Linked DNA regions of Homo sapiens: regions 2, 3, 4, 5 and 6 are each linked to region 1. A link is a loop called in an ENCODE intact Hi-C map of the cell type or tissue named here. Cell type or tissue: CD4-positive, alpha-beta T cell. All regions are shown on one strand. Region 1 holds the start of EXOG (exo/endonuclease G). Region 2 overlaps SCN11A (sodium voltage-gated channel alpha subunit 11). Region 3 has its middle 8.6 kb from the start of CX3CR1. Region 4 overlaps SCN11A (sodium voltage-gated channel alpha subunit 11). Region 5 holds the start of LOC105377035 (a long non-coding RNA gene). Region 6 has its middle 6.0 kb from the start of SCN5A.

What was found. A loop is a pair of places that touch in the nucleus more often than their neighbours do. Peaks named below come from ENCODE experiments on the same cell type or tissue, not always from the same donor. Only the 100,000 strongest peaks of a DNase experiment are listed, where the experiment ranks them.
Region 2: it touches region 1 in a loop (20-fold over the local background); 10 of 110 quality-filtered maps call a loop at or near these places.
Region 3: it touches region 1 in a loop (3-fold over the local background); 5 of 110 quality-filtered maps call a loop at or near these places.
Region 4: it touches region 1 in a loop (3-fold over the local background); 6 of 110 quality-filtered maps call a loop at or near these places.
Region 5: a loop joins it to region 1, with 3 times the contacts of the local background. A loop is called at or near these places in 2 of 110 quality-filtered maps.
Region 6: a loop joins it to region 1, with 8 times the contacts of the local background. A loop is called at or near these places in 54 of 110 quality-filtered maps.

What each region holds. Positions count from the first base shown.
Region 1 is chr3:38,494,162-38,498,161 of GRCh38, forward strand. It overlaps EXOG (exo/endonuclease G), which reads left to right and starts at 2,179. Exons shown (of 6, transcript NM_005107.4): 1 at 2,179-2,369; 2 at 3,468-3,617. The coding sequence starts at 2,207. RefSeq lists enhancers at 2,328-2,377, 2,438-2,507. In CD4-positive, alpha-beta T cell, CTCF peaks have their summits at 2,067 (motif pointing right) and 2,267; a DNase peak (open chromatin) is centred at 2,160; H3K4me3 peaks cover 1,313 bases; H3K27ac peaks cover 431 bases.
Region 2 is chr3:38,998,518-39,002,517 of GRCh38, forward strand. All of the region lies in intron 2 of SCN11A (sodium voltage-gated channel alpha subunit 11), which reads right to left. Among named protein-coding and RNA genes, the nearest start is that of SCN11A, 51 kb to the right of the region's middle. In CD4-positive, alpha-beta T cell, CTCF peaks have their summits at 1,635 and 1,842; a DNase peak (open chromatin) is centred at 1,654.
Region 3 is chr3:39,286,639-39,290,638 of GRCh38, forward strand. It overlaps a transcript of CX3CR1 not described here and the pseudogene ADAD1P1. Among named protein-coding and RNA genes, the nearest start is that of CX3CR1, 8.6 kb to the left of the region's middle. In CD4-positive, alpha-beta T cell, CTCF peaks have their summits at 1,889 (motif pointing left) and 2,092; a DNase peak (open chromatin) is centred at 1,903.
Region 4 is chr3:39,028,631-39,032,630 of GRCh38, forward strand. SCN11A (sodium voltage-gated channel alpha subunit 11) reads right to left here. Exons shown (of 30, transcript NM_001349253.2): 2 at 3,750-3,873. Among named protein-coding and RNA genes, the nearest start is that of SCN11A, 21 kb to the right of the region's middle. In CD4-positive, alpha-beta T cell, CTCF peaks have their summits at 2,374 (motif pointing left) and 2,579; a DNase peak (open chromatin) is centred at 2,371; H3K27me3 peaks cover 286 bases.
Region 5 is chr3:39,175,821-39,179,820 of GRCh38, forward strand. It overlaps LOC105377035 (a long non-coding RNA gene), which reads left to right and starts at 1,929. Exons shown (of 2, transcript XR_940740.3): 1 at 1,929-2,108. In CD4-positive, alpha-beta T cell, no CTCF peak of the experiment used is centred here; a DNase peak (open chromatin) is centred at 2,211; H3K4me3 peaks cover 1,313 bases; H3K27ac peaks cover 1,918 bases.
Region 6 is chr3:38,653,726-38,657,725 of GRCh38, forward strand. No RefSeq gene overlaps it. Among named protein-coding and RNA genes, the nearest start is that of SCN5A, 6.0 kb to the left of the region's middle. In CD4-positive, alpha-beta T cell, a CTCF peak has its summit at 2,164 (motif pointing left); a DNase peak (open chromatin) is centred at 2,166; H3K27me3 peaks cover 466 bases.

The DNA of each region.
Region 1 (4,000 bases):
AAATTTGACACAGAAGTTGGTTTATAAAACCAGGCTTGTCTGAATGAGCAAGTAGAAGAGGGCCAAGGGACCATTTCACTTACCCTCCCATCCCTTCCTTTAAGTCTCAGGTATCCCTATGGAACACCTAGGAACCTTGATTAAAGTTTACAAATCACTGGCCCAATTCCAATTTTACAGGTGGGCAAACAGGCCCAGAGGGAGTTTTCCTACCCTGAGGCAGGCAACCCTTCCAGTTCTTGACCTCTTGGGACCAAAAGTGGGGTTACACTTGTTCAGAAGTAGAGGATCTGGATTAGGAAAAGCCATCTAATATTTATCTCTCTAGTATTTAGCACAGTGTCTGGCACTTACAAGGGCCTTAAGAAATACAGTACCTCAGTGATTGTGTATTTAGTAAATTCTGGGGAAAGCTGCTGAAGTAGCCTTGAAGCCTACAGATACCAGTGTTGTCTGGTTGTATTTGTTAGGATTCTTGGTTGCAGGTGACAGAAGCCATTAGACAAAAAAGGGGGTTTCACTGAAAGGATTCTGGGGGAAATGACTAGCCAAGACTTCAGAAAGGCAGGATGTATGTGGGCTTCAGGAGCCTGTGGGAGTTGGGGTCATAACATTGCAGGCCTCCACCTGTGTCCTGGTATTTCTTCCATTATTGCTCAGAGCAAGACCAGATGCATCTGCTCCTTTGACTTCTTAGCAGGAAACAAGGCTGTAGACAGTGCCAGAGCTTTTTTTTTTTTTTTTAGACAGAGTCTTGCTCTATTGCCCAGATTGGAGTGCAGTGGCACGATCTCAGCTCACTGCAACCTCCGTCTCCTGGGTTCAAGCAATTCTGCCTCAGCCTTTCGAGTAGCTGGGATTACAGGCACGCGCCACCACACCTGGTTGATTTTTGTATTGTTAGTAGAGACGGGGTTTCACCATGTTGGCCAGGCTGGTCTCAAATTCCTGACCTCAGGTGATCCTCCAGTCTTGGCCTCCCGAAGTGCTGGGATTGCAGGCATGAGCCACTGCGCCTGTGAGTTTTACGTCACAGCTTTGCTACCCAGAGAGACTACTAGATCGAAAATCCCTAGGAAGGACTCTGGTTGATGTAGCTTAACCAGTCAGGGTCCTTCAGAAGAGGTATTCCTGGCAAGGGGGTAGCCTCCCATTTGAGGCTGTCAAAATAATGTGCACACTTCAGTAGGTTGTTAGAAGTGGCCTCCTGGTCAGTGAATCATCAGTGGGATCAGATGAAAGTTATTCCTACCAGTTATCTAAGAAATAGGAAACTTGAAGTTTCTGCTAAGAACTAAGTCCACACGGAATGCTAGAGATCATGCTGCAAAATGAAGACTCATTTGTTTGTGAGTGGTAGTCCATGAAATCTATCCTTTCTTTGCCAGCAGGCGTTCAGCAATCTGGATTTTATATTCTATCAAGACAAAGAGTAGAGATGACTCAAACATTTCTAACATTTATAGAGCACTTAGTGACATGCCCCTGGTACTTCCCTAAACATTTTACATGTGTCATCTCCTTTAATCCTCACAAGAACGCTATGGTCTAAGTATTATTATTCCAATTTAAAAGAGAAGGTTGGGGACAGTGACACACACCTGGACTTACAGCACTTTGGGAGGCCGAGGCGGGAAGATTGCTTGAGGCCAGAAGTTGGATACCAGCCTGGGCAACATAAGGAGACCCCCTTCTTTACCGCTCCCCCACTCCCGCCAAAAATTTAGCCGGGCAATGTGGCACGTGCCTGTAGTCCCAGCTACTCAGGAGGCTGAGGCAGGAGGATCGCTTGAGCCCACGAGTTCGAGATCGCAGTAAGCTATGATCATTCCACTGTACTGCAGCCTGGGTAACAGAGACCCTGTCGCTAAATAAATAAATAGACCTGAGTTGGAATATCGGCTCTGGAGACCTTAGTGTAACCATGCGCAAGTGTTTACTCACCTATTAAATGAGACTAAAGGTATTTTCTTCTCATGACTATATATAGCATACCACTAAGCCCTCTAGACATCATATTCCCCATCCATCGCCCCGTCCAGTGGACCAGGGATGAAGCGGGGATGCGCTAGGCATCCCGGTTTGTCACCAGGGGGCGTGCGAGGCCCTCAGCTTGGCGGGCGGTGAGGCGTGGGGTGACGGGGGGATGGCGGGGGCCGGCATGCGCGCGCATGCGCCGTGGTAAAAGGCCGGTACCTCGGGCAAGATGGCTATCAAGAGTATCGCTTCCCGCCTCCGGGGTTCCCGTCGTTTTCTGAGCGGCTTCGTGGCTGGGGCTGTAGTGGGCGCTGCGGGAGCTGGGCTCGCGGCCCTGCAGTTCTTCCGGAGTCAGGGCGCTGAGGGAGCGTTGACAGGGAAGCAGCCGGATGGTAAGTCTGTGGGCCCGTCCTCCCTTCGCTGGCCCAGATTTCGGGCTCCGACTCCTACCTGGAGTGTGAATGGCAGTCCTTGACGGACAGCCTTCACCGTTTGCTGGGCCCCTAGCCTGGCCCTTGGTTTCTGACCTTTATTCTCCCGGCTCGGCCTCCCTTCCCCACCTCGCGTCTCGCCAGCTTCCCTCATGTCCTTCCTTCCCCCGGGCATCTTCGTTTTCTGCACAGAACCACCCCCGCCGCCCGACTTTCTTCCCCCCAGTTACTCATCGCGATATCTATGTTTTAATGTCTGTGTTCTCTACTAAGATTGTTAGCTCCATAAGACTTGAGACTATGTCTGTTTTGGTCTCCATCATCTAACCAGCACAGTACCTGGTACATAATTGGCATTCAGTAAGTATGAATGAAGGAATAAATTAATACATAATTTTAGTAGATGAGTTAACTGCCCTTCTTTCGTCATTGTTCAGTTGAAGAATACCTGCTATCCCTCCAAAGTGTATAAAAACTCATGTTGCAATGGGTACCTTATATTTGACAAAAAAAAAAAAAAAATTAACACGAGCTCATTTCTTGTACTTTGCGGATGTGCTAATTTAACTTGCTCCTTTGGATACTTGGCATCTAGCAAGAGAACTACCCCCTTGGGGGGTTGAGGATTTGAGAAGGCATCGGGGAGGATTATCTCGAAACTGACTCACTGCTGAATGTGTGCTTGGTTTCTCCCACTAGGAAAAACAGTACCAGTTTTACTGTCATCTTGCAACAGCACACATATCAGTGCTTCAGAGATGATTTGGAAATTTGATGTGAAAGACTAATAAGATCAAGTCTTTATTCAAAAGTTAATGCAGTAGCTGCATTTTATTCACTGATTATAGGCAAATCAGTACTTTGCCTACTGTCTGTTTTCTTCATCTCATAAGTAATTGCAAAAATGAGATTTTCTGGTTGATTAGACTTCTGAGCCAGTCCTTTGTAAATCACACCGCTCTCCTTTTCCTTATAATCTTTCATTATTAAGAGCCACTAATTGTGTGTGTGTGTTTTTTTTGTCTCTGCCCCCCCTTTTTTTTTTTTTTTCATTTTTAGGATCTGCAGAAAAGGCTGTCTTGGAACAATTTGGATTCCCTTTAACTGGAACAGAGGCAAGGTGTTACACTAATCACGCTTTGTCTTATGATCAGGCAAAGCGGGTGCCTAGATGGGTTCTTGAACATATTTCCAAAAGCAAGATAATGGGTAGGTGGTTGGATAAAAAAACTGAAGTAACAGTATTTATGAAAGATGTCTCCAAATTTAAAACAGGGATGATTATTAATATTCTCAACCTTTTTCATATCATAGCACATGTAGAAAATTATATTTATATAACTTACTGGTTAAATCAACCCTGCCTGGCAGCCAGAAAGCCAGACCCTTTCCAGCTGTCTCAGGGCTGAAAATACCCATATCTTGACACACTAGTTGGGAGGCTCTGTCATAAATATTACAGCAATGAGCACCATTCAGTTTTACCTTAACAAATATTTATGTGCCTGCTATGTGTCTGGCACTGTGGTAACCCTTGGGGACCTATGTGTGACCAGAGTAGAGGATCTCTACCCCAGTGACACTTTGAGTTG
Region 2 (4,000 bases), 500 kb after region 1:
CAACTAGAAATACCATTTGACCCAGTCATCCATTACTGGGTATATACCCAAAGGATTATAAATCATACTGCTATAAAGACACATGCACACATATGTTTATTGCGACACTATTCACAATAGCAAAGACTTGGAACCAACCCAAATGTCCAACAATGATAGACTGGATTAAGAAAATGTGGCACATATACACCATGGAATACTATGCAGCCATAAAAACTGATGAGTTCATGTCCTTTGTAGGGACATGGATGAAGCTGGAAACCATCATTCTCAGCAAACTATCACAAGGACAAAAAACCAAACACCACATGTTCTCACTCATAGGTGGGAATTGAACAATGAGAACACATGGACACAGGAAGGGAAACATCACACACCGGGGCCTGTTGTGGGGTGGGGGGAGGGGGGAGGGATAGCATTAGGAGATATACCTAATGTTAAATGACGAGTTAATGGGTGCAGCACACCAGCATGGCACATGTATACATATGTAACTAACCTGCACGTTGTGCACATGTACCCTAAAACTTAAAGTATAATAATAATAATTTTAAAAAAGCCTATTTAAGGATAATTATTCCTGGGAAAAGTCTACTTAACATGAATCCACTTAAATGGGAAGCAACATTTTACAGCAAATAATGGAGGTAAGGGAGAGTGTGGATTGAAGCTTTAGCTTTAAAAGAACTAAAAATTATAATACTACATTTGTTTTCTTTTACATGTAACCACTTTTGATTATCATTGCAACTATAGACGAATTCTTAGGACAGGAAGTTGAATCAAGACTCATTTTGGTGTGCTTTTTTTCTAAAAAACAAAATTGTAAGGTGGCAAAATATGGCATCCATCATTTCTCATTTGACCTTCATATCAAGATTTTAAAGAAGGTAAATTTTGCAAAATAATCAAGGACTTCACTTTTCTCCAGGACCTCTCCTAACCCTTTGAATTTCTAATTATCCCCTTTTGAAGACTCTATTATGTCATCATCTTTGTTAATTTTCTCTTCTTCAATTGTAATCAAACTCTGCCAGACCCTCATTTCTTGGAGGCATTCTAATAATTATTCCATCAGTCCTCCTCCATTGCTTTCATTATCTTAGTGAAATCCTTCATGTTTGTGAGATTGGCAGTTTCACCTTGCAATTTGTCAGCATAATAATCACAGTAAAAACACCTGACAATAATAGTGGGTGGGAGTAGATGCCAGTGTTAAGCCAGAGGGAGGTGTGAGTGGAGACTAGCTTTATAAGGTTCTGTTAGTGAACATTTCGTGTTGGGATGACCTTTGCTTCCCAACTTATAATTATAGGTACTCCAATAGTAAATACTCTGAAAATGAGGTTCCCCTGCACTCAAAAACAGGAATTAGCATTGCAGGTTCTTGGTGAAAGTACTAATTGGAAGAAGTGTGATGATGGATATAGCACCTGGAAAGGTGATCAGCTGTAACCTATGCATGCTGGCTGAGGAACTGACCAATACCCCCTCAGGCTTGGCTCTCAGCTCCTGTAGGTTTGAGCCCTAAAATGTGGTCAACACCTGAAGCTAGAATACTGAAAAGATAAAGTAACACAAATATCTGCTTTGTAGCTACTGCCATCTAGTGACTTTAAACTTCATTTCCAATTTGATGTTTGTTAACATCATAACCAACTCTAGGGGGCAATACATTGCATGTAGTCTGTGACTTGGATGGCTTAGCTTAGCTTTGTAAGAGCTGACAAGACTTAAAATCCTTTCCCCCTGTTGGGAGTCTGTTCGGAAGTCTTTGATTTGTGTCTGGGTTGGTGTGGACTGGGTAGAGCTTGGTTTTACAAGTCCTCAAGGTATGCATGATGATTCACTCTTGGAATAAGGCTTGTTCTTTCATCTCCTGACTTTGCACATGTTCTTTACATTGTTGACCTACTCTCCAGCTTCTCTTCCACTCAATCAGCAAACTGTTCTTAAAAATCAAATTCAAATATACCCTCTAGAAGGGCGTTCTCAACTCCCCCCTCCCCAAACTTGTTCTTACTTTCTTCTGTGCTTTTAGATCAAGTTTTACTCAGTTCTGTTACATTTACCACATGCAACTTAATTATTTAATAGTCCTTTCTTCCTCTAAACTCAAGATTTTGGGGTGCAACTGTTACGGTTTGATCTTATTAGCATGTATTTCATTCACTACCTAGCACGTTGAAGATAATCACTGAACATTTATTAAATTAATTTTTTTAAATACCGTGATTGGCTGGGTGCAGTGGCTCACTCCTGTAATTTCAGCACTTTGGGAGGCCAAGGCGGGTGGATCACTTGAGGCCAGGAGTTTGAGACCAGCCTGAGTAACATGGCGAAACCTTGTCTCTACTGAAAATACAAAAAATAGCTGGGCATGGTGGTGTGCGCCTACAATCCCAGCTACTCAGGTGGCTGAGGCATGAGAATTGCTTGAACCTGGGAGGCAGAGGTTGCAGTGAGCCATGATCATGCTACTGCACTCCAGCCTGAGTGACAGAGCAAGACTCTGTCTCAAAAAACAAAAACAAAAACAAAATCCACGATTATGCCAAATGGTTCTTGGTTTCACCAAGGTTACATTAACCTCCTAAACTCATTTTTTTAGTGAGGTAAAATTCACCATTTTAACCATCTGAAAGTGTACAATTCAGTGGCTTTTGATATATTCACAATATTGTGCAACCATCACCACTTTATAATTCCAGAACATTTTCATCACCCCTCAAAAAAAACTCCATATCCGTTACAAAGCTGATCTCCATTCTCTCCAGTCCCCAGCCCTTGGCAATCACTAAACTACTTTCTGTCTCTATGAATCTGCCTACTCTGGGCAAATAAATACGATTATATAATATGTGGTCTTTTGGCTTCTTTCACTCAGCAAAATGTTTCTTTTCCAAGGTTTATGCATGTTGTAGCATGTATCAGTATGTCATTCCTTTTTATGGCCAAATAATATTCTATTGGATGTATATAACACATTTTGTTTATCCATTCATCAGTTGATGGACATTTGGATTGTTTCTACTTCTACATCTATGTTTTCTTCTAAGAGTTTTATAGTTTTACTTCTTACTTTTACGTCTTTCATCCATTTTGAATTAATTTTTGTGTATGGCGTGAAGTAGGGGCCCAACTTTATTCTTTTCTATGTAGCTATCTAGTTGTTACCAGCAGCATTTGTTTAAAACAAACAAACAAACAAACAAACAAACAAAACACTATTATTGGCCGGGCGCAGTGGCTCACGCCTGTAATCCCAGCACTTTGGGAGGCCAAGGTGGGCGGATCACGAGGTCAGGAGGTCGAGACCATCCTGGCTAACACGGTGAAACCCCGTCTCTACTAAAAAAAATACAAAAAATTAGCTGGGCGTGGTGGCGGGCGCCTGTAGTCCCAGCTACTCAGGAGGCTGAGGCAGGAGAATGGCGTGAACCCGGGAGGCAGAGCTTGCAGTGAGCCTAGATGACGCCACTGCACTTCAGCCTGGGCGACAGAGTGAGACTCCGTCTCAAAAAAAAAACAAAAAAAAACTATTATTATTTCCCCATTGAATAGTCTTGGCACACTTGTCAGAAATCAATTGACCATAGATGTATGAGTTTATTTGTGGACTCTCAATTCTATTCCATTCAGCTATACATCTATCTTTATGCCAGTACCAAACTGTTTGATTACTGTAGTTTATAATAACTTTTGAAATTTGGCCAGTGATTCCTAACCTGAAAAGTTCAAACAAGTCCAAATGAGAAACAAATATTGTGATTTATTTTGTCTATAATATGACCCACAACCAGTGCTTTAATAAATTCTCCTTACATGAGCTTTGTGCAAATGGACTATGTTTGTGAAGTAAAAAGAGCTGAGTTTCACCATCTTGAATGATTTATACAAGCAAAAGGCCAAAGGCAAAAAGGAACAGGAAAACATACACAGTCCAGGAATTTGCTGGCTTCTAAGAAGGGATTTGTATTTCTACAAGTTTTGTAACTGA
Region 3 (4,000 bases), 790 kb after region 1:
CAGAGCGAGACTCCGTCTCAAAAAAAAAAAAAAAAAAAAAGACTATAATTGGACCACAAATGAAGTTGGGGGGTGGGATTCTGGGTCCAGTGTGAGCCAAATTAGCTCCTGATAAACTCTCTCAGTTGGACAAACTTGAATCAAGAATTTTAGACACCTCAGCTACACTTTTTCATCCTTTAGAGGATTAAGTAATCCTTTACCTGAACTGAAACTTGTTTCAAAAGTACAAGATGCAAACATAGCAAAGGCTGTGAAAGAAACATCTGACCATCTACTTTCTTAGCATTCAGAATATCTGAAATAAGCAGATATTTGGCTGCCGTTGTCAATGAAAACTTAAACAGTATGAAATTGTAGTTGTGGCTACAAGTGAATACAGGGAAGCCGGGCTGGAGAGTGTTGCACAGCCGTCAACCTGTGGTTATAGCAAGAAGCCCTTTCTTAGGTACTTTTGTCCATCTCTATTCTTTTATAACAACAACAAAATGGCTGTGCTAAGTAAAACAATCTGTATTTTATTCAGAGCCAGCTTCTAATCTCCTTGACTCTAAAACAAAATATCAATATTTATTTCTGCTTGATCTAGCTGCCAAAAGACTCTTGTCTATATAAATCACACTCACAGTTTTATCTATGTTTAAGGTAATGAAGACCTAATCTATATGTGGCTGTAGAAGGTATTTATTTTGCTGTTTACTGTCGTGCAGATGTAGTTGGTAGAGCAGGTGGTAGGTCCTCAAGTGACCGTTTGGCCAGGAGGGAGTGTTTGGTGTCCAGCAAGCAGTGCTGAGTCATTTCACTCGGTCAATACACTTGGTGATGGAACCTGCAGTAACATTTCAATTTAGAAAGAGCCAAATGGAGATGCCATGCTCACTCCAAAGTTTCTGACACTCTGCTTGGTAAACGGACTTCAGATTGTTTTAGTGCCTTCAGCACATTTATTTTCGACAAATTTGGAATATCCTTGAAACTGAATTGGGCACAAGGAGGTATATATTTCAATAATTTGAATGGGTCAAATGGAAGGTTCACGTATTCTCCTTTCAAAAGTGTTTTAGATCAATGATCAAGATTTTGTAAATCTACAATGTTGAGTTAATTTTACCCACATGCAAAAGAGGCTGAGAGGTATATTTCCTTGAAGCCAGTACATATTCTATAGCTTAAGTGTATGTCTGGGTCCCAGGAAGAAGCTGATGTTTGTTGAAATCACACATTCGGCAACATGGCTATAATTCCTGGATGGTGACATTTCACCAAAGGAAGCAACTTAGGATGTGAATTAAGCAACAGTTGTCATATTCAAAAGCTCACGTATGTGTGTGTGTGAGAGAGATGATTTAATGTGTGTGTGTGTGTGTGTGTGTGTTTTAAATAAGTGAAATCCATCTGTGATTCATATGTGAAAATGTGTCTGTCATTCTCTGGGAACCTAGCTTGGGTTGAATTATTTTTAAACCTCAGTATGTTGAGGCAGAAGTCCTAAAAGGCTCATTGCAGACTAAAACAAAAGTGCCTCTTTATTCCCAAATGAACCATCACTTGCCCCATATACTGCTTAATAGTTATTGGTAATTGCCGCTATTATGTGTCACACTTTTGTACACAAGCAATGCATCTCCAACCTGACCCTTGCTCACTCACTTGCCAGGTATTTAGAAAGCACATGTTGCCTGCCTACCTTCTGCTCAGGGCTGTTTGTTAAGGATACAAAGATGAATAGGGCAGGGTCTCTACCCTTTCCCTTAATGGTCTCGCTTTGGCTTCCACTCTTCCAGGTAGCTCAGGAAACTTAAGGTAATCTACAGTCATCAGATACAGGAGTGAGCTGCCTTGCCTCTATCCCCTGAGCTCTGTCTCCCCCTCCTGGTGTCTCTGGCTCTCACCAGCAACCCCCAGGTCCAGGAGCAGCAGGCGGAGCAGCCAATCAGCAGAGATGGCCCCACCTGGTGGGCAGCCCTTTGGCTTCAGAGCTCCCCTCTGGTTCATTGGTTTTACTCAAAACACTTGGCTTTGCTGACAGTCATCTGTGGTAGCTGCATTTCCCCAGAGGAAGTGGTGTGTGCAGGCAAATCTGGCAAGCCTTTGGGTTACAGTTTTGTGATGAGCCAGCCGGCCCACAATTACCTGGAATCCCACTCTCCTGGTTCAAATCCTGACCCTGCTACTCTCAAGCTGTGTGGCTTAGGGCGAGATATTTCTCTAAGCCTGAATTTCCTTATTGTTAAAATCAGGGCAGGCCGGGCACAGTGGCTCATGCCTGTAATCCCAGCACTTTGGGAGGTCGAGGCGGGCGGATCACCTGAGGTCAGGAGTTCGAGACCAGCCTGACCAACACATCTCTACTAAAAGTACAAAAATTAGCCAGGCATGGTGGCGTGCATCTGTAATCCCAGCTACTCAGGAGGCTGAGGCAGGAGAATCACTTGAACCCGGGAGGTGGAGGTTGCAGTGAGCTGAGATCGCACCACTGCACTCCAGCCTGGGCAATGAGTGAGACTCCATCTAAAAAAAAAAAAAATCAGGGTAAACTTATATGGCAAAGTCGGCATGAGGATTAATGGTGACATGTGTAAAGCACTTCATATGGTGCTCTGAGTAGGGTAATGAGGGTAATAGAAATCTGTGTTCCGGGGATACAAAGAAGGAGCAATCTCTTCCTAAGAGTCTTGGTGGATGCATTCACCTGGGCAGGATGTGCCAGGAGAGGGACCAAGTTGTACAAAGGGTCAAGAGGGTAGAAGAGCCTCACTCATTAGTGGAGCCTCTCAGAGTAGCCTCCTTCTGGGCTCTCTGGAGCTTTGCTGAAGCGCAGCTGTCCCTTCAGAACTCATTGCACTGTTTCTGGTCCTGGTTCCCTCTTACTCCACTTGCTTGGCAAAAATTTCTGAGTGACAACTCCCTTTTCTACTTGAAACTGGTGGGCAATCTTGTCCCTCTCCTCTCCTGAATGGCCTTTTAACTATTCTTAGAAAAAAATTAAAATCCAAGTATATGGACTGAATTATGTTTCCCCCAACTCCCATTCATATTTTGAAGCCCTAACCCACAATATGACTATATTTGGGGATGAGGCCTCTAAGGAGGTCATTAAGGTTAAGTGAGGTTATAAGAGTGGGACCCTAATCCAACAGGACTGGTGTCCTTATCAGAAGAGAGAGACACCAGGGATGTATGTGCACAGAGAAAGGAGGCGGCATCTGCAAGCCAAGGAGTGAGGCCTCAGGAGAAATCAAGCCTGCTGACACCTTGATCTTAGACTTCCAGCTTCCAGAACTGTGAGAAATAAATTTCTATTGTTTAAGCCACCCAGTCTGTGGTATTTTGTTATGAAAGCCCAAGGAGACTGACCCCCAAAGTTAATGTCAATTAATCAGGGTGAAATTATTTCTCATAGTTTGTGGGCTGAAGACCATGAGGAACATCTAGAGTTTAAAAGTTAGGTTTGTTTAGCTTACTGCGGCAAGGGAAGACACATGTCAAAGGAACCAGGGAGCATGTCCTTAATGGGGAGCTGGGGCTTGTGCTGGACACGTCTAAGGGAGGATTCAGGAAGCAGGGGCAGTTCTAGATCAGGCACTGTCAAAAAACAGGGGCAGTTCAGTGACTGAGTGTCTTAGTGGATTTTATCTGGGGGGATTGAAGTGGGCTAGAGTCATCATTGCTAAAGAAGCAGCAATCCCTCATGCCGATCAGAGGTGGGGATGTTTAGTTTTGTGGTTGTGGAGTGGTCTTCTTTGAGCCTTTTCCAAACATGGTCACAGTGTGTGGGAACATCACAGTCTGGCAGCTGACAGGCAAGTTTTCACTTTCTTTTTTCATATTAGGGAATCCCAAGTGGTACAATCTGCTAAATGTGAATGTAAAAGGAAAATAAAATCTCGGGACCTTCATTCACTATGCCAAAGGGAGAGATTAAGCTGGAAGCTGAGTCACAGAATAAACTGCCTTCCTTTTGTTCCTAAGAATATAGCTACAGATAAAAGGTCAGATA
Region 4 (4,000 bases), 530 kb after region 1:
AGTGCAAGGGCATGATGACAGCTTCTGGCAAGAGCTTTGTACTGCATCATAACTTGGCAAATGGCATCACATGGCAAGAGAGCAAGAGTGTGCAAAAAAGACAAAACATGAGGGGTGGCCTTGTGTTATAACAATCTGCTCTCATGGTAACTAATCCAGTCCCGTTGGAGCAAGAACTCCCCATCGAGAACTAACCCAGTCCCATGAGAGCAGCATTAATGTCTTCATGAAGGCAAAGCCCTCATGACCCAAACACTTCATAAAGTTCCCACGACTTTTCAACATCATTACATTGGGAATCAAATTGCAACATGAGTTTTATAGGGGACAAGTCATATTCAAGCCATTAGTAACTGCCTATGCGTGGCAGTATCAGTAACTGTCTGGATGCATCTTTATGGATGTATCAACAATTCATTTAATCTGTCATGGTCATTTACTTCAATAATGCTTTAATAAATATCCCTTTACCTGTGTTTTTAAGTCAACTGTTAATATACCGGTAGGTAAATTTCTAGAAAAAGAGCTAAGTCACTCTCTGAAGGGGTTATACCAATTTACCCTCCCAATCTAAGTGTAAAAAAAGATGGTTTTTCCACATCCTCTGAACACAGTACCTTATTAAACTTTTAAACCTTTTCCAATGTAATAGGTAAAAAATTATATCTATATAAATATGTATTTTCTTGATTATAAATGAAGTTAAATATATTTTTATGCAATTTAAAACCACTTATTTTCTTTTACTATGAGATGCCTGTACATATCTTTTGCCCATTTTTTCCTATTGTGCTTTTGGTATTTTTCATATTAACTTGTAAACACTTCTTGTATTATTAGGGAAATTGGCTCACTGTCATGTGTGTTCCAAACAGATTTTCCCATAGTGGGAAAGGACATAGTGGGCAGGGGAACCCATGAAGAGATGGTTCAAGGCAAACGTAGTACAACTCAGGGCATTTAGAATGTAGCTACATTTGGAACAGCATCTCTCACATCTTCTCCTGTCTTCCAGATGTTACTGAGTTGTTACCTTCTCATTCATAGCAGTTCAGCAATGAAGATTTAATTGAAATGTAAGAAAAAGGGTCCATTGGACAGTCACCATGGCAACTGCCCCTCCCACAATATTTACCATTCAAAGGCTTCTGCAGGCATTCATGTACAACCAATTAGCAAAGAAAGATTCCAGATTCACAACCCTAATTTTGAATGCAGTTTGAAGGTGCTTAGAGACATAAAGAATGCCTGTGCTTTCTATAGGGAGATTACTAGGAAAAGAATTGTCTTCAGTTCCAGCTTCTGTGGCAAGATGATTTGTTCAGACATTAGAGTATATTTTGTTTTTAGTGTAATTTTTCTTCCATTTCCACCATCTGCTGAGGGTTGCCAGCCCACAGTGCTTGCTGGTCTCAAGAGTGGTTTATATTCCTGGGCATAAGGCAGAAACTGCTTAAAGATCATCTCTAGTCTTGCCCTTAGTGAAAGCTCAAGCTCACTGAAGAGTTTTAAACTATAAATCTAAGTGGGGAGGGGCATGGCGAGGAGAAGCCAATTCTCTTTGGAGGCAAGAGGAGGAGTGAGCGAAAGCAGGAGATGCTCTGCAAAGAGGGCAGACCTGTAACCACTGCTGAAAACATCTAGGTTGGTGACAGAACCTGGTCGTGATGGCTGGAGCTCTTCAGGAAGTGCAGCCCTAGGCACTGGGATTCCCGGTCCTAACAAAAAATCCCAGTCTCAACGGCAGAAAAGACCAGTGGCTCGCCCACTTCCACAGGACCATATTTCTGACACCCTAAGGCATCTCAGCCCTAACCACTATGGCCTGAGGATTGTTGGTGCTTCCAGGCATATAACCCCTGGGATACATGAGTGACTTTATGGTATATTAGAGTGTCAGAAGAATCTTAACAGTAACTGAAGTTACGTTTTCTATCATTTTAGCTGGCCAAGAGCTTGAAATTATTTTTATTTTTAATAATGCGACATCCAATTTGACACATCAGTTTGTGGATTAAAATTTACATCCAGCGCACGTTTTTAGACTAGTATTGTTAAGAAGCCTCAGCCAGTTCAGCTCCTAACAAAAATCCTACCACACACACACACAAAGCACATTTGTGACATGGTTTTTATATTGTTTTTATTTTGCCCACTTAGTACTTTACAAACACATTTTGCTTTATTTCTTTTAATGTATTTTCATGATCAATTATAGAACTTTTATGGGAGAAAATAGGTTTCCTGAAAAGATACTTTGGTTATGACTTTTCATCAGTAGGGATTAAGTGTTAAGTATTTTGAAGTCTGACTTGTCATATTCGCCAGTTAGTTCAAATCAAGGATGGCCTGGATGGTTCTCTACTGCCCTCCAGTGGGAAAGCTAGATGGAGGTCAAAGCATTTTTGAAATGGAAAATGGACTGGTTTATGTGTCTCTAATATTGGGACGTAAAATATATAGACAGAAGGAGATAAAAGAACTGAAGGATGTTTTCTTCTCAGTGTGTTCAGAAATAAGTGAACTGTTGAACAATGAACCATTCAGCACCATGACTTCTTACAACTTCAAAAGGATATTGTAAATACTGTATTTAAAACCGAGGTCTTGGCCAGGCACGGTGGCTCTCGCTTGCCTATAATCCCAACACTTTGGCGGGCCAAAGCAGGAGGATCACTTGAGGTCAGAAGTTGGAGACCAGCCTGGCCAACACGGTGAAACCCCATCTCTACTAAAAATACAAAAATTAGCTGGGTGTGGTGGCATGTGACTATAATCCCAGTTACTTGGGAGGCTGAGGCAGGAGAATAGCTTGAACCTGGGAGGTGGAGGTTGCAATGAGCCAAGATTGCACCAGTGCACTCCAGCCTGGGTGACAGAGTGAGATTCTGTCAAACAAAAAACAAACAAACAAAAAAAAAACAAACAAAGAAGGAAGGAAAAAGAAAAAGAAAGATAAAATGGAGGTCTTTCTGCCAGGACAAAAATAGTACACAACTTTGAACTTAAACATTTTAAGCATTCTGAGTCTCTATGTATACTTATATAATCTTGCTTTACTTCTGTATAATTATTTAATTATGATCTTCTAGTCTATTATATATCATAACACCCTTATTTCTTCAAAGAAGACTATTAAAGGGCTATGAAGAAATTATGCGGCTTCTTAGTTTCTCCGTGAATCTGATTAATATCCGTGATAGGCTTGCATTAAAAAGTTTATTTTGTTTACAGAAAAAGTTTGCCAAACCCTGCTAAGTCAGAATTCCCACCACATTTGCATCCTGCTTTAACCAACTGATAGATATATTTTACAGTGAAGGAAAAACTTAGAAAAAGTACATTTTACTAACATAAAAACAAACAAAAAAAAACCAAAAATGGTTATACAAAAGGAGTGGATTAATCTCTGAATACTGACTGATTCTTACGTGCTCATTTCCCCCTGTACTTCTAAATATACTTCTAGAACTGATGTGTTTAAAACAGATTGATGTCTGTGTCAGGAGCAGGGCAATAAAATAAACTCAGTTGCTCAAAAAATTAGTTTATTTAGCATTTCTGCATTATTTAAATGAGTCTTATTCTATTCTTTTAAAAATCTGTCTTTAAAATATCCAAATTAACATATTAATCACTAACAGACAGTGGTGGTTATAAATAAAGGCTCTAATTATGTTGCATTTTTAAATATATTTTCAAAATATATTAATTCCTCTTGAACAAACAAAAAATATGAAAACACTCACCGCTCCCCTCTGGTAAACAAGATGCCAACTCTAGGGTACGGTGGAAAGACATACTGGATACTTTCACTGTGTTCAGCAAATGGATTGAACATGGAGCCAAAAACATGCGAAGCACTGGGACAATCTGAAAACAACAACAACAACAAAAAAAACAAGCTTTATCATTTCACAAGACCTTTTCCAGGTTGTAAAAGCAAGAGAGGAGGCAAGAAAAACAGAAAATTTCAAACTGATTTGAAAATTTTTAAAAA
Region 5 (4,000 bases), 680 kb after region 1:
ACTCCTTCAGAACTATGGATGGTTAAGGCCCCACTGTTACTAGCCCTGGGGGCCTACACTGCCCTCCTGGTTTCTCTACATCCTGCTACTCTTTTCTAAAGGCTCCTTTTATTAAACCCTCCTCAAATTTCCCAATTCCAGGGTGCCAGCTGTCTCTCCCTAGGACCCTCTCTGCTACAAATTCCAAACAGCTCTCATGTTTCCATCACTCCTGAATTCCCAACCCATGTGAGTTCAGACTGATTCTTCACCCCGGTCCCCCAAAATCTTGCTCCTCCCACCAGCTTCCCTCTCCTGATGAAAGATAACTCCATGCTTATAGTTACACACTCCTCTTTCTCTCATACTTACATCTGGGGCTATCAGCAAATCCTATCAGCTCTACTATCAGAATGTACCCGGAAGCAGATCACTGCGTGACATCTCCTACCACCCTGGTCCAGCCCTGCTGTATCTCCCATGGTTGCAGCAGCCTCCTTCCTGGGCTCTCAGATTCTACCCTTGCCCCTCTGTAGTAGTCTCCACTCAGCAGCCAGAGGGATCCTTTAAAACCTAAGTCGAGTCATGTCACTTCTTTGTGCAAGACCCTCCAATGGCTATGAAAGCCAAAATCCTCACAAAAGCCTAGGAAGTCCTACCTGACCCTCCTCCTCCTCTCTTTCACTACTGTTCCTCCTACCACTGTGACCCTGCCCGCTCCTCTTCAGCTTTGCTGGCCTCCTGGCTGGTCTTTATGTCCAAGTAAAATCCTGGGCACAGGCTAGGCCCTACACCGGGCAGATAGGTGACATTCTCTCCCATCATTCTGGTCTCTGCTCCCAAGTCAACTTGTCCCAGAGGCCTTCCCTGACCACCCAATCTAACATAGCACAACCCTGACATTTTCTGTACCCCTTGCTCTGAGTGAGTCTCCTCCAAAGCACTTATCACCACTTGATGCATTTTATTGGTTTTCCCCCATCCCCATAAGCTGTTTTGTCCTCTGTTTTATTGCCAGTATCTGCAATGTGCCGTGCACTTTGTAGGTGCTCAAAACATGTCTGTTGAATGAATATATACCTTTAAGAAATGACCAGACCAGGTGTGGTGACTCACGCCTGTAATCCCAGCACTTTGGGAGGCTGAGGGGGGTGGATCTCTTGAGCCCAGGAGTTTAAGACCTGCTTGGGCAACATAGTGAGACCCCCATCTCTACAAAAAATTGAAAAATATTATCCAGCCATGGTGGCGTGCACCGGTGGTCCCAGCTACTTGGCAGGCTGAGGTGGGAGGATCACTTAAGTGAGCCATGACTGCACCACTGCACTGCAGCCCAGGAGACAGAATAAGACCCTGTCACACACATACACAAAAAAGACCGTAATGGGGAACACAGAGCTGGCTCATAAACAGCTGCCTCATTCTTTTTCACAGCACATAGTATTCCAGAGTACGGATGTACCATGGCATTTTTTAGACTAGTTTCCTATGATGGACATCTAGGTGGGTTCTAACCTTCAGTATTTCAAATGATGCTGCTGAAAACTCTCTTAAGCATTTATCCTTGTATTTCTCAGTAGGATAAGTTCCTAGATGTGCGATTGTTAGGTCAAAAGGTATGCTCATTTAAAATTCTGATCATATTTCCAAGTTGTTCTCCAAACTGGCAGACCCGGCCAGTTCTCTCTCCCTGACAACAGTGGATAAACACTGCTGTTTCCCCATCTGCTCCAACACCATGCAGTATCAGACTTTTTGATCTTGGTCAATAAGGATCGGTATTTCTGTGTTCAGTCGGCATTTCTCTAATATGGTAGTGAAGCCTAGTTTCCTTTGGAACTTTTCCAGGGGTCACACCGGCCAAGGCCTGATTGGAGACGCCTGGGACCCTGCCGATCTAGCGGGGGCGGGGGGGGGAGGGGGCGGAGGGGGGAGGGGGCGGGGCCCTTCCCGCCTCCCGCCTCCCGCCCCTGGCCGCGACAGCACCCACAACTCCGATCACTGCTCCTTCTTTTTCTGCGCTTTCCTTTCTCCCCCACAAGCTTCTGATTCTTGGAACCAGGCTCGGTGACCTCACGCGAGTGACTTCATATCCGGGACTTTCTGGGAATTCTCAGCAGCACTTTTTCGTAAGAAACGTAACTGGGGAGGCGCGGGGTGGGAAGGGGGTGGGAAGGGGGTGGTGGGCGGAGCTTTTGAGGAAGAAGAGAGAGAACAGCTCAGGGCCAGCTTCCTTTTTCCGATTAGGTCGGGTGGAGCTGGCAGGGCGGGCGGGCGAGCTGCAGCCAGCGAGACCCGAGTACCGCCCCCTTGGCCCGCAGCAGGGCACCCCCGTGCCTGCCTTCCGGGACGCAGGTGGGGGTTGGGGACACGGACCTCAGTCCTCATAGCTCCTGATTTGGGACCAGGGAGTGGTTCCTGAGGGTTCCCAGGCAAAGCCTCTGCTAGAGTTTTCTTCGGAAGTTAGCTGGGCATCTAACTAGGCAGCTCTGCCACAGGCTGGGGGGAAGGACAGCATAACCAAAACCAGAACCCCATTATGATTTTTGTGGGCCCTAAGTACCTTTGCCTTAATGGGCTCCTTTTCCATAAAAAAATATTTAAAAGTATATTTTACGACTGTGGTGGTATAAAGCCGAATATGTTAATGTTATATATTCAAACAATTTCTTCGGCCTGAAAGTTTGTTTTTCCCTTCTGATAGTAAAATGAGTTAAACATTTTCATGAGCTTCTAAAAGGATTGTGGACCCTAGGCAGTGTTGCCCCCTGTGCCGGATGGGTGAGTTGGCCCTGGGTAAAATCAGAGCGATGTGACACAGCCTGGAAAGAACATGAAAGGACCTAGAGGATAGAATTCTCCCCTCCTGGAGGAGGCCATAAACACAGGAACAGCTGCACAGGAAGGGCCTTGAATGACCTAAGAAGTGTGGATTTTAAGGCGACAGAGGTGGTGAGAAACTGCTGCAAGGCTGGATTGGAGGACTGATGGTTTGGGGGTGGCACTGGTGGTGGGGAGAGAAATGAGGAGGCTGTTGCTATGGTAGTCACATGTTGGAGCTCACAAATCAATGTGGAAATGAAGCAGGGGGCAAGGGGAAGACATACTTGGGAAGCCGAAGCCCACTGATATGAGGCAGTAATGCAGAGAGAAGCCTGGGCTATCTTCTCTGGCTTGGGTGAATGGCAGATGCTGCTACCCCTCTTGGAAAATAGGAAGACGGGAGGAGAACGTGTATGTGCACCAGGACTTTGGGAAGATCAAATGGAAGGTCTTTCACAAATAACAAAGCAAGGAGACTTCGAGTAACTTCACAGGCTTGTGGGCAGCTTCAGGGCCACCTCTTGCCCAGACCCTGCAAGTTGGGACACTTTCCTGCTCACTATGGCCTGGAGGACAAAACCACCTCACTTGGACATTTCCAGAATAAAGAATGGGGAAAAGCAGACTAGGTTTTCAATACCCTTTCAGTAGAAAACTGCCCCATAAACTCATTGGCTACCTACTTCTTAATCCCCAATAACTGTTTTTATGTGCGCATCCCCACCCCCATAATAGGCTTGACTCCCACCCTCCAATACAAACACTGGGCTTTCTCCAGAGCAGATCAGGCCAAAAGCAAGGGCTGGGACAGGAAATACACTTACAGGGAGAAGAGCTGGGTCTGAATGACTCCTTGAAAGATAATCCTTCATGTATTCACTCTAAAACACGAATCTAGCACTTACTATGTGTTCTGGTACCATTCTAGCACTGGGGATGCAATAAAAATCAAATAAGACGTGGTTCTTCATGGAGATGCTACTTCAGTGGGGGGAAGACTGACTGTGGAGATGTCACTTTCCAAAGATGTATGCATGTTCTAGAATTTTGCCTCTTCCCTACCAAAAGGTGATGTCCAATACCCCCTTCCTTTCAATCTGGGCAGACTTGTGACTCACTTGTAACCAACGGCATGTTGGTTACAGATGTGATTTTTCATGACTTCTGAGACTAGATCATAAGAGGTGATATAGCTTCT
Region 6 (4,000 bases), 160 kb after region 1:
AGGTGCAGGTTGGGGCTGAGAACAGGAGGCCTGGGGGAAAGGCCACACAAAAGCCAGCAGACCCAGAAACGCCTTGCCCAGCCCTCCCCAGCAGAGGCTGGTCCTGCCTCATGCAGATGGCTATCTGTGAGCTCTAGATGGAGGGCATCTGGCACAGTGGAGGCAGGCTTGAGGAGCCTTACTGAAAGTAAGAGGGTCTAGTGAGAACCCTGGTTTCCTCCTTCTGCTGGGCGCTGGAACTCTGACTCTTATGTGCACTTCCCACTAGGCAGGGGGCTGGGGAATTTCACATTGAGACACTGACCAGCCCAAGAGAAAACATCTCTGATACTGGGCACTGACATTACCATCTATACTGCCCACTTGTCAAGAAACTCTGCCTGCTCCGCATTCATCCCCACCCCTCTTTCTCCTTGCCTGCCTCTTCCATGAAGGCTGTAAGAGGCAAACAGTATTTGCCTTTCCAGTTTTTCCTATACCCAGTGGCGGCCATGTAACTTAATGAGGGCCAAGGGTCAGAAGCAAACTTCTGCTAGGGAAGGGCAGTTTCTGAGAGAGCATTTGTTTTCCTGGTAAAAGAGGACAAGAGCTGCTGGCTCTACTGTCTTCCTCTTCTTGATTCTCCCTGCCTTGAATGAGGACATAATGCTTGGCGCTTACAAAACCTCTCTCAGCCTTGAAGGTAAGGCTGGGAGATTTGCAGAAACATTGGCCTTGATGACAGTGAACCATAGAACTAATACCTTTGTACTTCTCTTTCATGCTCTTTTTTTTGAGACGAGTCTTGCTCTGTCGCCCAGGCTGGAGTGCAGTGGCGCGATCTCGGCTCACTGCAACCTCTGCCTCCCAGGTTCAAGCAATTCTCCTGCCTCAGTCTCCTGAGTAGCTGGGATTACAGGCACGTGCCACCATGCCCAGCTAATTTTTGGATTTTTAGTAAAGACAGGGTTTAGTGTGTTGGCCAGGCTGGTCTCTAACTCCTGACCTCGTGATCCAACTGCCTCAGCCTCCCAAAGTGCTGGGATTACAGGCGTGAGCCACCGCGCCTGGCCTTCTCTTTCACTCTTTGTTTAAACAAATAAGACAGGATTCTCTGCCACCCGCAGCCAGATTGTGTTGGGTGAGGAGGGGCCTGGTAGCTCAGTTACTCCAAATACAAACTATTTACTAGCTCTGGTGTTTTTAACCTCACTCTTCCTCCCCATTTTTGAAGGTACCCAATGCCTGGAGTCCTGAGAACTTTCCAGGGTTTTGAAGAGAGTGGCTATCCCTTGCTTTCTTTTGCCAGCTTTCCCTCTGCAGACACACTCTGCTCTGGCAGTTATGGCTCAAACTTGCAGGAAGTTGTCATCATATCCGCTGTTGGCCCCTCTTCTGTACATTTTGTCCTTTTACAATTATTTCACTGTCGGCTGGGGACTGTGGCTCATGCTTGTAATCCCAGCACTTTGGGAGGCCGAGGCGGGCGGATCACCTGAGGTCAGGAGTTCGAGACCAGCCTAGCCAATATGGTGAAACCCGTCTCTACTAAAAATACAAAAATTAGCCAGGTGTGGTGGTAGGTGCCTGGAATCCCAGCTACTCGGGAAGCTGAGGCAGGACAATCACTTGAATCTGGGAGGCAGAAGTTGCAGTGAGCCGAGATCGTGCCACTGCACTCCAGCCTGGGTGACAGAATGAGACTCTGTCTCAAAACAAACAAACAAAAAAAAATTATTTCACTGTCATTTTAGTGACGTTTCAATAGATGTCTTCCACTATATTTTGAAGAAAGTCCTCCATTTCAGTTTCTACCCCAGGTATTTTTAAGTAGTAATCAGATACTACCCTCATGGGTTGTGAGCATTCTTGCTTTATTTTGAAGGCATGAGCAGTTGAGACCCTCTATCTTAGAAGGGGCAGAGAAAAAAAATAAATGTATTCATGGTCAAGGCCATGATCTGCTGCCAAAGGGCTGGTGACCCAATCCTGCCTTTATACCTAGACAATGGACAGGGTAATGCTCTTAATTGAGGGACCATTCCCATGTGGGAAGCACCTGCTGTCTCTTACATGTACCCTCAGCCCAAGTCAGACACACATGCCCTCGCCTCTGCCAGTGGCCCCACTAGCTCAAATAATGCCTGCCTGCAAATCTGCAAATGAGGATGAGCCGCCCCTTCCTCAAGACACTTGACTGCCATCTGCTGGAAAGTTGAGAGAAAATAGAAATCTCTGATGAGTAGGAATGTGCATCGTACTCCAGGTTGTGTGAAGCATGACGGTGCATGGCATCGGCCCCTGCCTCCACCCGTCTCATCTCCTTGCTACAAAATGCAGTCCCTCACCCATCAGCTCTGGCCATTGTAGTGACTAGGGAGCAGGGCTTGGAGGGCCAGAAGCCTTGATAGGATTCTTCACTTATAGCCCATGTGACCTTGTATTAAACACATAACGCTTCTGGGTCTTACTTTACTCATATATAAAATGAGATAATTCTATACTTACCTAGCTGAGTTGTTAAGAGGAGCAAATGAAATAGTATGGGAAGATGTTTTAAAAATAAATATTTTACAGATTGAATTTGACAGTCATACTATCTAAAGCCTATTCATCCTTTGCTTTTGATTGGGCTCCCTAAAAACCCTAAAAACAGACTCTAAAATGGAGATTTGCACTCAGGAAGTTTCTTTGGAGTTCACTTGAAAATAATATTTGTAAGGATGTGAGGGAAGCAGGATTGGGCAGAGGAAGTTGAACTCTAATGTGGTTGCAACCAACGCCTCAGCCAAGCCTCCTGGAAGCTGGGATGACCAGGAGTTGGGGTGACCCCTTGGAGTTGTCCCAATTTTAGGCCAGAGAGGTATGAGCAAGCTTGTCTACCTCCACTTCAACCAGTCATTGGCAGTGGCCTGCTTCTGATGAGAGGCCATAACCTTGGGTGAGCAGCTCCCATGAGGCAAGGGCAATGTCCAGAGAGGGGCACATCTGAGAGCCATCAACAGCCACGCTCCTGGCAGCTGGAGGAACAACCTCCAGCTGGAGGAGGAGCTAGAGGGAGGAATTCCATCCTAAGAGGGGCTCTGGGCAACTCACTGCAGCATGCTCTCTTCCCTTGGTTGTACATGTGGAGTGAGGGGTGTTGTTGGTGCACGCAATATGGAAGCCATAAGAAAAAGAGCCAACCATTGATTCTATACATTATACAGCCTTCCCAGGTCTGAGCTTTGTAGGGTAAGAAGCACCAGACTGTTGTGGCCGGGGAGGGGGGGTCTCCTGGGCATTATCCCTTTCACTCAGCTGGCCTTTCTGGCAGCTGAATCTGCTCCAAGCATATTCTATTCAAAGCATATTCTCAAGTCCACATGGGGTGATCTGCTTCCCCATGTTCCATTGCATTCCACTGGGGACATGTGATCACCCTGAGTTCTGCCACCTTCATAAAGGTGCAATGGTTGTCCTGTGTTTTGTCATACTTCACATCAGTGCAGTGGTGTAGTTATGTAAGAGGGTCAGGGTGAGAGATTTAGAGGCTGCAGATCCAGAATCCTGGTGCCTGAATTCATCCCACAGATGTATTTTTGGGGGCAGGGAGAATGGTGTGCAGGTAAAGTGTGTCAAATAGTTTATAGCAATGTGAATATCTTTGTCTGAGACATGCACTCACCGGGTCCTTTTGATCCCCACCATTCCGTGTTGTGTTATGTTTATTAAATTACCTGCCTGGCTCTGCCGGCATTTGCGATTTTCTCTCTTGGATTAGGACCAAGCAGCACCAAGAGGACTGTGGAGCACCCAGTGTGGCCACAGGAACTAGGCTTAGAAGGAGGTGGGTAGGCTCTGGGCAGGCTGCATGCTGTAATGAGCAAGCAGGCAGGGACAGGAATGGGGCTGAGGGTGGAGGGGAGGGTGACGTTGGTTACAGAGGAGCTAGTGAGCTGTGTTCAGAGCTGGAGACTCTCACTGGATGGGAACTGTGGTTGGGCATTGGGTTTCCACCAGAGTTTTATTTTTATACATT